2 separate regions of the Homo sapiens genome follow, and region 1 is linked to region 2. Evidence: chromatin loops called from intact Hi-C (ENCODE). Cell type or tissue: PC-9. All regions are shown on one strand.

Evidence for each region. Hi-C counts contacts between places; a loop is a spot of excess contacts. Peaks named below come from ENCODE experiments on the same cell type or tissue, not always from the same donor. Only the 100,000 strongest peaks of a DNase experiment are listed, where the experiment ranks them.
Region 1: a loop joins it to region 2, with 3 times the contacts of the local background. A loop is called at or near these places in 1 of 110 quality-filtered maps.

Annotation. Positions count from the first base shown.
Region 1 is chr10:34,905,506-34,909,505 of GRCh38, forward strand. No RefSeq gene overlaps it. Among named protein-coding and RNA genes, the nearest start is that of LINC02635, 66 kb to the right of the region's middle. In PC-9, no CTCF peak of the experiment used is centred here; no DNase peak of the experiment used is centred here.
Region 2 is chr10:34,972,047-34,976,046 of GRCh38, forward strand. LINC02635 (long intergenic non-protein coding RNA 2635) reads left to right here and starts at 972. Exons shown (of 2, transcript XR_001747419.1): 1 at 972-2,042; 2 at 2,127-3,532. In PC-9, a CTCF peak has its summit at 2,418; a DNase peak (open chromatin) is centred at 1,925; H3K4me3 peaks cover 676 bases; H3K27ac peaks cover 585 bases.

The DNA.
Region 1 (4,000 bases), 67 kb before region 2:
TAATGGTTACCCCAAGGCCCTCTCTTTGCCCTGCAACTGGATGGAATGTATCCCATGAACTCTAAAGGGAACCCAGCAGACAGAACATAGCAGTCACTACCTTTAGAAGAAGCATCCTCAATTAGTTCTCTTTCAGGCTGGAGTTACTCCCGGGCTGGGAGTATCCAGCTTCAGGGAAGGGCTGTCAACCCTGACCCCTGACCCCTCAGGCACGGGGTTGGCTTCTGCAGACATTCCCAGGGCACCCCCTTCTGCCAAGCTTGGGTGTGGACAAGTGTAATTAATCGGGTCCTCACCACCAAAGCTTGTTCAGATTTGTCAGTTGGTTGTTTTTTAAATTATTCTGTTTGTCATTCTTCTCACTGAGGCAGCGGGCTGTTTATCCTACAACACACAGGCAAAGGTGAATCGTGTTAAATGCAGGGAGGAATTAGGGGAGAAGGATTTGGTTTGATGGGGAATTTTCAGAGGAAACGAAAATCAAGTTTATAGATAAAAACAAGGTAGGAAGCAAAGGATTGGGAGATTTTCAGCCTGTATTACAAAGAATCGACTCTTGCTTCTTCCTAGATGCTGAGTCTACATGGATTAGAAGAGAGACGCTCACTTCATCCAGGACACAAAGAGAGCAAGCTTGCAGAGCACTTGCCCAGGCCTGCATCCGCCTTCCCTGCCTTCCCTCGGATGGGGCTGGGTGATTGCAGCGGCCTTCACCACATTGGGTAGAAGCAGGGAGACATGCAAATTAGAAAACCAGGAGATCGTCACAGCAGATCAGTTTTCAAAATCTGGGCTGGACATAAACTGGAGTACTTCTAATCTGATCAGGACACCTGGGGCTGTGGCAGGAAGCAAATTCTATTTTTCAAAAGACAGGAGAATTGCTCTGAGTATCGTGATGGCTCGCATCATCTTTTCCACCAAAATTCCAAGACGCCTTAGCGTTGCTGGATATGTATTGTAAGCCCTACAGCCTTCATCTCATCCAGACACTCGAGATAAAGAAATGTTAGCCGGAGTTTAAACCATAAGAACAGATATGACTGAAATGGACCTCATTTCACCGGAGATTCCCAAGTCAGATTCACAAACACATGGGGCGTCCTGGTGGATAAACCTTTCCCCGGAAGACACATTTGTGAAGAGTCTTGGCCCCCAGTGTTGAGACTGATTCGGCGTCCTGAAATAACAACCCGCTGCCGAGGCACTCCACTCGGAAGGGCGTGAGAGCCTGACCTCTGAGGCTGAAATTACAGACCACCCTGTCAGGATGCACGGAGCATGTCGAAGAGGACGAGGCTGGTGCCCGACAGTTGACGCAGCCCGCCTGTTGGCCACAGGGAGCCACTGAAGGCAGATCTCACGTCACGATCAGTGGCCTCTGCACGTCTCTGTGAGGCTGGGGAAATGTCAGGGACTGAGGGACTCCCACTTCATCTGCAAGGGGAACAGGGAAAGGCCATCAGTACCTTCACAAGAACAGAAAAGCTTCCAAAGCAAACTGGAGCATGTCACTTGGTGCGACGCACATGCCGCACGGCCAGCCACCGCCACTCCCCAATTTCTCCTTTGCTGGGAAAGCCCTAGTTTTGTCATGGTGTCCACACATCTCCTCTAAGGCTCAGAGGCAAACCTCAGCATTTTCAGCCAGTTCTAATGGCTCCATTCCCCCAGGCAGTGATTTATCTAGGGACGTGGTTGTGCCCATTTCTGGCCATATGCAAAATAAGAGGGAATGGGGAGGGAGTTCTAAGAAATGTTTTCTGGTTTATAAAGAGTTAGGAGGCTGGGCATGGTGGCTCACGCCTGTAATCCCAGCACTTTTGGAGGCCGAGGCGGGCAGATCACGAGGCAAGAGATCCAGACCATCCCGGCCAACATGGTGAAACCCCGTCTCTACTAAAAATACAAAAATTAGCTGGGCGTGGTGGTGCGCGCCTGTAGTCCCAGCTACTCGGGAGGCTGAGGCAGGGGAATCGCCTGAACCTGGGAGGCGGAGGTTGCAGTGGGCCACGATAGTGCCATTGCACTCCAGCCTGGACAACAAGAGCGAAACTCTGTCTCAAAAAAAAAAAAAAAGAAAGAAAGAAAGAAAAAGAAATATTAAGCGATTCCACATTGAATTCCTAATACAAAATAAAAGAGAAAAAAATACTAGGCAATATGAGAGTAAAAAGCAACAACCATTTGTATTACATATATTATTTATCTTATGGAAATGGTCCTGCAAGTTAGATATTAATTTCTTTGGTTTCTATCTGAACAAACTCAAGTTCAAAGCAATTAAGCAATGCTCCCAATCTCACCCAGCCTAAGCTCATCTCTTTCCACTGTAGGCTCGTGCAGATATTTAGGTGGAGAGGAAACTGCACCACAAGTAAGACCTAAAACAGGCTTATCATTTGTTTTCCTTCTGGCAACAGGAAAAAGAAAATCTGTCCAGATTTCCAAATCTGTCCTCTGAATGGGTCTGTGCAAACATCAGGACCTAAAATAGATCTTCCAATAAATAGCACAAAGTAGGGGGGACAGGAGGAAGAAGTACACCGGCCATATAAAATAATACTGTCCTCTGTTCCAGGAGCATTACATATATCATGTCATCTCCATCAAAGCAGGCATTATGATGTTCATTTTCTAAATAAGGAAATGAGAAAGTTAATTCATTTCCCTAAGGTCACAGAGCTCTGAGTAACTGAACTGGATTGGAAGCCCTCTCTGTGTGAGGCCAAGGCCTGAGCTGCTTTTCCCTTAATTGCAGGGTACATGTGTGAGTGTGCATACATATGCACATGTGTGAGTGTGCATACATATGCACGTGTGTGTGTGTGCACTTGTGTGCATATGCGTGTACGGTTCCAATTTTATGAGTTTGTAAACTTTCTGTATCAAGTAGAATATACCCATCTGTCAGAGTAAGACAGGAGTAAAAATTGAATTAAATGAAAAGTAGGACTGCTAAGCAGGAGACCAAATTCTCAGCACCAAATCTCAGGCCCAACACAGGCACCTCCCACCTACCACTGCCCACTCTGGGGCAGCCCAGAAACCCTGAGTTCATCAGGACAGACCCTGGGAGACAGAGCACAGAACTGTAACCTGGGCTGGCGGAAACAACTCCTCCTCTGCCGATCCCCCAGCAAGGAGCCGGCTGCCCTCACCCCCACTTGCATTAGCTAACTTTTTCAAAAATGAATCAGAGTTTCAGATGAAGCTCCATAAAACCGTGGGCTGCTCTGAGACTGCAAATTGCTAGCAGATGTCTTTTTGGTTCGAGTACAGTCACATTCCTGCCAAGCATAAAAATGAGAGGTTAGAGAACAGATCATTTTATTATCACATAAGGAAAACCAGCCAATTAAGCCTTCATGTTTTTCAGGTATATGTGGCATGGATTTTGAAATCTCCTTGCAAAAGGACCATATCTTTGATAGCTAAAAAAGGCCTTGGCTCTTCAAGGTGAAGTCCTTTGCATCTGAATTTTATTCATTTGAAAACACAAAATAGGGTGTGTATTTCTTTCTTTCTTTTTTTTGAGACAAAGTCTCGCTCTGTCGCCCAGGCTGGAGTGCAGTGGCTCGATCTCGGCTCACTGCAGCATCCACCTCCTGAGTTCAAGCGGTTCTCCTGCCTCAGCTTCCCTAGTAGCTGGGACTACAGGCATCTGCCACCGTGCCCGGCTAATTATTTTCAGTAGAGACAGGGTCTCACCATGTTGGCCAGGCTGATCGTGAACTCCCAACCTCAGGTCATCTGCCCCTACCTTGGCCTCCCAAAGTGCTGGGATTACAGGGGTGAGCCACCACTCCCAGCCAAGGGTGTGTGTTTCTACATTTATTACCTATCAGGGCAGAGTGATTTTCTTTTAAGCTTTATTTAAACATGCTACAGGCCACTCTAACATACTTTATTATTAAAATTTCATCAGAGCCTGAACCATTTTCTTATTTGTTCTTGTTCTATAATCATATGTAACAAATTATAGGATTTCAGCTGAAAG
Region 2 (4,000 bases):
CCAGGGACCAAGGACTACAGGCTGGTACAGGATTTGCGCTTGGTTAATCAAGCTACAGTGACTTTACATCCAACAGTATCTAACCCGTGCACATTGTTGGGGTTGTTGCCAGCTGAGGACAGGTGGTTCACCTGCTTGGACCTGAAAGACGCTTTCTTTAGTATCAGATTAGCCCGTGAGAGCCAGAAGCTGTTTGCCTTTCAGTGGGAAGATCTGGAGTCAGTTATCACTACTCAATACACTTAGACCCGGCTTCCCCAAGGGTTCAAGGACTCCCCCACCATCTTTGGGGAGGCATTGGCTCGAGACCTCCAGGAATTTCCCACCAGACACCTAGGCTGTGTATTGCTCCAGTACGTTGATGACCTTTTGCTGGGACACCCCACAGCAGTTGGGTGCGCCAAGGGAATGGATGCCCTACTCCGGCACCTGGAGGACTGTGGGTATAAGGTGTCCAAGAAAAAAGCTCAGATCTCCCGACAGCAGGTACGTTACTTGGGATTTACTATCCGACAGGGGGAGCGCAGCCTGGGGTCAGAAAGAAAGCAGGTTATTTGCAATCTACTGGAGCCTAAGAGCAGAAGGCAGTTGACAGAATTCTTAGGAGCTGTGGGGTTTTGTAGACTGTGGATCCCAAACTTTGCAGTATTAGCCAAGCCTTTGAGGTCACAAAGAGGGAGGACCGGGAAATTTTTGAATGAGGATCCCAACAACAGCAAGCCTTTCATGAGTTAAAGGAAAAACTTACGTCAGCCCCAGCCCTGGGGCTACCCAATCTGACAAAGCCTTTTACATTGTATGTGTCAGAGAGAGAGAAAAGATGGCAGTTGGAGTTTTAACCCAAACTGTGGGGTCTAAAGGATGGCCCATGTTTGAGGGCCTTGGCAGCAACTGCCCTGCTAGTGAAGAAGCAAATAAGCTGACTCTTGGGCAAAACCTGAACATAAAGGCCCCCCATGCTGTGACTTTAATGAATACTAAAGGACATCATTGGCTAATGAATGCTAGACTCACCAAGTTCCAAAGTTTGCTCTGTGAAAATCCCCATATAACCGCTGAAGTTTGTAACATCCTGAACCCCACCACCTTGCTCCCGGTATCAGAGAGCACTGTCGAGCATGATTGTGTAGAAGTGTTAGACTCAGTTTACTCTAGCAGACCTGACCTCCGGGACCAGCCTTGGGCATCAGTAGACTGGGAACTACACGTGGACGGGAGCAGCTTCATCAACCCACAAGGAGAGAGAGGTGCAGGGTGTGCGGTGGTAACCCTGGACACTGTTGTTGAAGCCAGATCATTGCCCTAGGGCACTTCAGCCCAGAAAGCTGAACTCATTGCTTTAATTCGGGCCTTAGAACTCAGTGAAGGTAAGACTGTAAACGTTTACACTGATTCTCCGTATGCCTTTTTAACCCTTCAAGTGCATGGAACATGATATAAAGAAAAGGGCCTATTGAACTCTGGGGGAAAAGACATAAAATATCAACAAGAAATCTTGCAATTATTAGAAGCAGTATGGAAACCCCACAAGGTGTCAGTTATGCATTGCAGAGGACACCAGCGAGCTTCCACCTTGGTGGGTTTGGGGAATTCCCTCGCTGACCCAGAGGCTCGAAAAGCAGCAACTGCCCCCTTCCGGGCATCAGTCACAGCCCCTCTGCTCCCTCAAGCACCTGATCTTGCACCTACTTATTCTAAAGAAAAGGACTTTCTCCAGGAAGATGGAGGACAAGTGATGCAGGAAGGATGGATTTGGTTACCAGATGGGAGAGTAGCTGTGCCACAGCTGTTAGGAGCTGCAGTTGTACTGGCTGTGCATAAAACCACCCATCTAGGCCAGGAGTCACTTGAAAAGTTGTTAGGCTGGTATTTCTACATCTCACATTTGTCAGCCCCTGCCAAAATAGTGACGCAGCAGTGTGTTACCTGCTGACAGCATAATGCGAGGCAAGGTCCAGCCATTCCACCCGGCATACAGGCTTATGGAGCAGCCCCCTTTGAAGATCTCCAGGTAGATTCCACAGAGATGCCAAAGTGTGGAGGTAACAAGTATTTACTAGTTCTCATGTGTGCCTACTCTGGGTGGGTGGAGGCTTATCCAACATGAACTGAGAAAGCTCGTGAAGTAACCCGTGTGCTTCTTCGAGATCTTATTCCTAGATTTGGACTGCCCTTACGGATCGGCTCAGATAACGGGCCGGCATTTGTGGCTGACTTGATACAGAAGACAGCAAAGGTATTGGGGATCACATGGAAACTGCATGCCGCCTACCAGCCTCAGAATTCCGGAAAGGTGGAGTGGATGAATCGGACTATCAAAAATAGTTTAGGGAAAGTATGTCAGGATACAGGATTAAAATGGATATAGGCTCTCCCTATGGTATTATTTAAAATTAGATGTACCCCTTCTAAAAGAACAGGATATTCCCCTTATAAAATATTAGGCCCCCTCCCATATTGCGGGGACTTCCAGGCACTCCCCGAGAGTTAGGTGAAATTGAGTTACAGTGACAGCTACAGGCTCTAGGAAAAATTGCACAAACAATCTCAGCCTGGGTAAATGAGAGATGCCCTGTTAGCTTATTCTCCCCAGTTTACCCTTTCTCCCCAGGTGATCAAGTATGGATTAAAGACTGGAATGTAGCTTCTTTGTGCCCATGGTGGATAGGACCCCAGATTGTCATCCTGACCACTCTCACCGCTGTGAAGGTAGAAGGAATCCCAGCCTGGATCCACCACAGCCATGTAAAACCTGCAGCGCCTGAAACCTGGGAGGCAAGACCAAGCCCGGACAACCCTTGCAGAGTGACCTTGAAGATGATGACAAGCCCTGCTCCAGTCACACCCAGAAGCTGACTAGTCCATGCACGGCCGAAGCATGAGGAAGCTCATCGTGGAACTCATTTTTCTTAAATTTTGGACTTGTACAGTAAGGACTTCAACTGACCTTCCTCAGACTGAGGTAGGGCAAAAAGTTAAAACAGTCTTTCTGTTTAAAAGGGACTTGTGTGTATAATGCCACCCAGTACAAGGTATGCAGCTCAGGAAGTGACCAGACTCAAGTGTGCTACAACCCAGTAGAACTACTTAATCCCCATTGGAAAACAAGAGAGTATGTAACTCTAGGAGTCAATGGAATTGGACTGGCAGGAAGACCTAGGTAATGTAGGTGGAAGTGAGAACTCCCACTAGTGAGTGAGGTTCTCAAAGGGGAGAATGAGGAGGGAAGCCATTTCTCTTACTGTCTCCTGTCTCTGAAGAACAGGAGGAAGTAAAAGTTGAAAAACAACAGGAAGGAAGTCAGTGGCAAGACCAGCCAGTGCCACTGATGACCTGGCCTGAGGTTAAAAGGTTAACCACCCCCCTCTCCTCTAACCACATGTGCTCTCAATCCATCACGACCCTTTCATGTGGAACCCCTTAGAGTTGTAAGCCCTTAAAAGGGCCAGGAACTCTGTCTTCGGGGAGCTCGGCTCTTAAGATGCGAGTCTGCCAACGCTCCCAGCCAAATAAAAACCTCTTCCTTCTTCAATCCAGTGTCTGAGGAGTTTTGTCTGTGGCCCGTCCTGCTACAGCACAATTGTAGCCCACTGTAACCTCGAATTCCTAGGCTCAAGTGATCCTCCCACCTCAGCCTCCTGAGTAGAGTAGCTAGGATTACAGGCATGTGCCACCATGCCAAGCTAATTTTCTTTAGAGACAAGGTCTTGCTATGTTGCCCAGGGTGGTCTCAAACTCCTGGGCTCTTGGCCTCTCAAAATGTTGGATTTTAGGATTATAAGCATGAACCACTGTACCCGGACTGCTCTTTCTTACAAAAAAAAGTATTTTCCCATTAGAAAATATAGTGAATTTGATAAATACAAAAAAAGGTGGAAAGACCTCTCCCTCTCCCTCTCCCTCCTCTCCCTCTCCATCTCCCCACTCCCTCTCTCTCCACGGTCTCCCTCTGATGCTGAGCCGAAGCTGGACTGTACTGCCGCCATCTCAGCTCACTGCA